Linked DNA regions of Homo sapiens: region 2 is linked to region 1. The links are chromatin loops, found by intact Hi-C in ENCODE. Cell type or tissue: dorsolateral prefrontal cortex. All regions are shown on one strand.

Region 1 (2,500 bases):
TGCACACGGGCGAGCGCCCCTACAAGTGCCAGGTGTGCCAGAGCGCCTACTCGCAGCTGGCCGGCCTGCGCGCCCACCAGAAGAGCGCGCGGCACCGGCCGCCCAGCACCGCGCTGCAGGCACACTCGCCCGCGCTGCCCGCCCCGCACGCGCACGCGCCCGCGCTCGCCGCCGCCGCCGCCGCCGCCGCCGCCGCCGCCGCGCACCACCTGCCGGCCATGGTGCTGTGAGCGCGCCCGCGCCCCCGCCGGGCCCCGCGCGCTCCTGGGTCCCCGGCACCCCGGCCCCGCAGCGCGACTCGCCCTCCAGCCCCAACCCCCGGCCCGGCGCCGCCGCGGAGCCCCGCGCGCTGGGGTTGCGCCCCGGAGGCGGATCTCAGGCACCCCCGCCTTGGCCCGTGTCGCAGATGAGGACACTGAGGGCGGCGTCCCTCACCCAGGCCACGCAGCTGGTGCGGCTGTTCGGCCGCCTCCTCTGGGAGGGGGTCCCCCTGCCTGGCCTCGCCCCCGAGTCTCCCTGCTGCTGTAGAGCCGGGCGCCCAGGCCGGCATCCCCCTCGTGGGTGGCAGGAGAGCGGACTTAGAGCCCCCGAGGGCCCCTCAGCAGAGGAAGGGGAGTCCCCTCCTCCGCCACCGAGAGTCCTGTGCTTCGGAATGAAGGGAGGGCGACCTCCTTGTCCGGGTGTGGTCGGGCGCGGGGGTTGTGGGGGCGCCATCTCCTCTTCCGGCCCCTGGGACTGGTGTCCTGAAGTGTCGGGAGTCCTTACGCAACCTTGACATGTGCGGGCTACTGGGGTCCATCGGCAGCGGGAAGAGACCCGGAGAGATGCATCTTCTGGGCCCTTCTCTCCTTTAGGCCAGCTTACCCCCAAACCTGGCTCCTGGGGACGGATGAGGAAGGAGCTCTTTGCAGTGCACCAGGCACGTTGAGAGTGGAGGCACAATGGAAATCCTCTGTGGGACCCCGAGCAAGACCCTGCACCTCTTTGGGCCTCAGTTTCCCCATCTGTAAAATGAAGGAGTTGGACCAATGCCCCCTCCCCTTCAGCTGTGACATCGTGCCTGGGAAGGCGAAATATACCCCCAGCCCCTTCCAACACACACACTCCAGCGAGAGGAGGGCAAGACTGGAACCGCTGCCCGAGAGGTTAAGGTGGCTTCTGTGGCCACGAAGCGCTTCCGAGCTGTGCCCAGTCCCGGGAATTCCGCCCAGTCTGCCCACACTTCCCTCGGTCCCTGCCCGTTTCCTCAAATTCGGGCCGTGCGCGCCCTCTGGTGTCGCCTCTCACACTTTGCAGTCATTTACCAGGATTCCCGTAGGGCGTTTTGTAAAATAAACTATAATATTAATGAAAAGTATAAAATGTATAGAGTTTTCAAGAAACTGCGTTCTACTTCCAGAAGATGGTCACTTTAACCTTGTAAATATTTATCTAAAATGATATTTACAAAACTGTAATATATTATTATTTGATTGTATATGTACAACTGTAAATACATTTGTACCTCTCTTGTATTCTAAAATAAAAATTACTTGGAACATTTATCATTTAGCATCTGAATGGGTGGACACTTTTATCTGTAGGAAGGAAATATAGAAAGTGTCTAGAAGCTGGAAAGGGGCGGGTAAGCGTTGTTCCACTTACTGGTGTGTACAGGAAAATTCTCTCTGTCACAACTGGGATGTCAGAGCTCAGTGAGATGGGCCACAGTGCAAAGCAACCGGAAATCTTGAAAGGGGCCAGGCAGATTTCTCCCGGTTTCCAGCTGGCTCAAACATCAGTGCCTTATTTTGTAACTTCTCCCAAATATTTACTTTTTTTTTTTTTTTTCATTTTAATGGCCAACTCAAAGGAGTTCAAGCAGCCAGTGGGAATGGGCCAAAATGGCCACCAAGTGCCCTCCCAATGCCTAGACTCTCCAAATGTTCTGGGCACCCATTTCCAGACCCTCTTGAAGAAGACCAGGGAGCAGGAAGACCTCTAGTTAAAGCCAGAGGGCTTCATGGTTCCTATAGGGCCAGTCTCACCTCTCCTCTCCAGGAAGGAGGTGCGTGCAGGGGAGTGTGAGTTCACACCTGTGCTCCAGCATACACCAGCCATGAGGGTGTCATCGTCCAACCCACTGGGTGTGTGGTTTCCTGGCATCCCGCAGATACAACTCTGCATCTTCATCCAGCACACGTGTGCACACATGTGCACCTGCAGACACTTGGGAATTTACACTTGGACACACAGCCCAGCCCCACTTGGAACTTCAGGGGTGTACTCCTAAAGACCCCCTTACTTTGAGTGATTTGTCTTGGACCCTGGAAATGGAGGCACAGGCAGGGTTGGACACCTGATGAGTTCACTTGCAGGCCCCATCTGGGGTTCACTCCCTCAGGCCAGTGGGGGAAGTCACCTTTGGTTCTCCTCCCACTGGAACCTCGCTTCTCCTTTGACACCCCACCATTAGGCTCCCAATGCCTCCGGTGGCCCCTGCATTCCCCCCTCCCATGCA
Region 2 (2,500 bases), 220 kb before region 1:
GCCCCCTGCCTGCTGCTCTTCGGAAGGCAGTCCTTGAGAAACCAGATTCCTGACAATGTTGGCAACTGTCAGCCGATGTTTTTATAAAGACCCAAGTCATGAGCTCTCAGTCAGCGGACAGCATGCCAAGAGCCTGGTACAGGAATTGACTGTTTACCAACCCCACAGTCAGAAGGCTCGGAAACTCCCCAGTGACGGGGAGCTCACTACCTCGCCTGCCCGGGCTGGTCAGGGTGCTGATGGTGGGAAGTCCTGGCTCACTGTGGGAGGTCCTGGCTCACTGTGGTGCAGGGACACACACAGCTAAGATGATGATGGAGGAGACGCGGTTGATTTGAGGGTGGCCTGGGAGACAGCCACCCACCAGGATGGCACCTGTCATGTCTTTGAAAGTCCAAGTGTTCATTTCTTCACCGGAGCACTGGTTCAGCAAGCTTGCACTGGGTATCTGCTGGGAGTTGGGTGCTTGCTGGCATTGGCACAGTGCTAACTTCTTGGGCTCATTGCGTACCTTCAGAGAGCCCATTTCCTGGCAAGAGAAGAGAAAATGGATGTGTGATGAGGAATGGGAGTGGGGCCAGGGGTCTGTGCCAGGGAACTGCGGGAGCAGCAGGCAGGGGCTGAGGATGAGTCTAGAGGAGTGAATAATGGCATGGAAGAGTGTGAGAGGCAGAGGGAACAGCCTGTGGAAAGGCTTAGAGCCAAGAGGCCCTGAAGGACAGTCTGTCTGGGGCTGTGGAGCAGGAGCTATTGCTGTGGGGGAGGCAATAGGGCCAGGACTGGGCTGAGGCCATGCTGGGAGGTTTGGCTTCATCCTGAGGGCAACTGATTAGTGGGTGGAAGGAGGTCTCAGGTTGGATGGAGGTGGCCAGTGACTACCCCAGCGAGATGCTGGGGAAGAGACAGGGGAGAGCTTCTCACAGACTGCGGCCTTGGTTTTTACTGTCACTCCAGCTGTGGATGATGGGATGGTAGGAAACCAGGCAAGGAGGTTTGGGCGGGCCTGAGCTGTTGGGCAGGACCGTGTGTATGCTGCCATCTGTGCAAAGGTGGTGGCAGAGGAGGAGAACCCAGAGGATCAGGACTGGGCGACACAGCGAGACTCTGTCCCAAACAAAAAAAAAAGCTCCCGACCCATCTGCCTTAATGGAAAGAGCTGGATCGTGAGCTTCCTATCCCAGAAGGCATACAAGCCGAGGGCAGGGGATCAGAATTCTGGGAGGGGTCCTGCCCTCAGGTCTTTCCAACGGTACCATTAAGGTTCAGTAGGGCGGCATTCAGGTCTGGTGGAGTGCATGGGTGGGTGGGTGAGTATGGGTGGGTCGGCTCTGGCTCAGGCAGTTCCCGGGTCCATGCGGAGACCCCCACCCCGGACCAGCCCACATTTAGCCTGCAACAGCCTCCCGCAGCCGTGTGCGCCCCTCCTCCATGTGGCCACCAGAGGGCGCCAGAGGCTTGGGTTTGAGGCCTTGGGGGCCGACAAAGGCGGGAGGAGGTGGCGGCACCACCGGGGTCCTCTGTTCCCCATCCTGGACCTGCAGGGCGTGGTTCTGAGGAGAACGCCCCCCAAGCTAGTGCTATGGCCGCTCGGGACTTGGGGGCGTCCCTGCATTCACACTCAGAAGACCCAACAGGGACGGACTCCGGGGATGCCGGGGAGTAGGTGCTACCTGGCACAGCCACCTCTTTCCTGGGGTTGACAGGCAAGGCGTACTTCTGCGCCTCAGTGTCCCTTTATGACAGTACCCAGGAAACCCCCAACAGCCTCTGGAGACAATTTCCGAGAACTGGGGGTATGAGTGGAGAACCAGGAAGGCTGGGAGCGAGGGGAATCCAAGGCCTTGGAGGTGCTGGTCCAGCCTTCAGGCATTTACCCCCTGAGTAACCACCCAGCACCACCATCCCATGAGTATCCACCCAGCACTGCCCCGGGCGCCATCACGGGGGACGGGCCAGGTGGAGGCTTTCGGGTCTTTGGGCTCAGGGAAGGTGACAGTGAAATGTTGGGGGGACAACGGATTGGCCTGGGATGTGAGGGGGAAGGGCATCCTGTTTGCTGGAACCGCCTGAGCCCAGCCCTGAAGGCAGAGGCGGAGGCAGCCTCCCTTCCCAGCACCCCGTCCAGACAGCACCTGGTGCAGAAATTGAGCCGCACTCTCCCCTCCCATGCCCTGCTGCCAGCCCCACCCCTGCCCACCCAGAGAGCTGCACCGAAGCTGGGGTGGCCCTTGCGGGGCTCCTCTCTCCCCCTAGTTTTGGAAGAGGGGCCTGGAAATATGATTCTGAGACTCTAGCCGGGGAGCGAGAGTTTTGTAAATGGCACCATCTGTATGGGTGCCCCAGGGCAGATGGGAGACCCCAGGCCCCCCAGTCCCAGTGGGACCGTGTTTACATGCATGTTTACACACGTGTGCACAAATATCAGCATGCGGACACTCGTGTGTGAGACACTACATCCTCCTTCTCCCCGGAAAGCTGCCAGGAGCTGCCCTGGTGCTGG

The links. A loop is a pair of places that touch in the nucleus more often than their neighbours do. Peaks named below come from ENCODE experiments on the same cell type or tissue, not always from the same donor. Only the 100,000 strongest peaks of a DNase experiment are listed, where the experiment ranks them.
Region 2: a loop joins it to region 1, with 9 times the contacts of the local background. A loop is called at or near these places in 105 of 110 quality-filtered maps.

What each region holds. Positions count from the first base shown.
Region 1 is chr9:130,681,440-130,683,939 of GRCh38, forward strand. It overlaps PRDM12 (PR/SET domain 12), which reads left to right. Exons shown (of 5, transcript NM_021619.3): 5 at 1-1,544. The coding sequence ends at 230. Among named protein-coding and RNA genes, the nearest start is that of EXOSC2, 11 kb to the right of the region's middle. RefSeq lists enhancers at 3-678, 724-893 and a silencer at 334-573. In dorsolateral prefrontal cortex, CTCF peaks have their summits at 1,293 (motif pointing left) and 1,493; DNase peaks (open chromatin) are centred at 780 and 1,242; H3K4me3 peaks cover 1,244 bases; H3K27ac peaks cover 971 bases.
Region 2 is chr9:130,459,907-130,462,406 of GRCh38, forward strand. The region is part of intron 4 of ASS1 (argininosuccinate synthase 1); the gene reads left to right. Among named protein-coding and RNA genes, the nearest start is that of ASS1, 16 kb to the left of the region's middle. RefSeq lists enhancers at 1,487-1,576, 1,657-1,706. In dorsolateral prefrontal cortex, CTCF peaks have their summits at 1,439 (motif pointing right) and 1,650; a DNase peak (open chromatin) is centred at 1,445; H3K4me3 peaks cover 363 bases.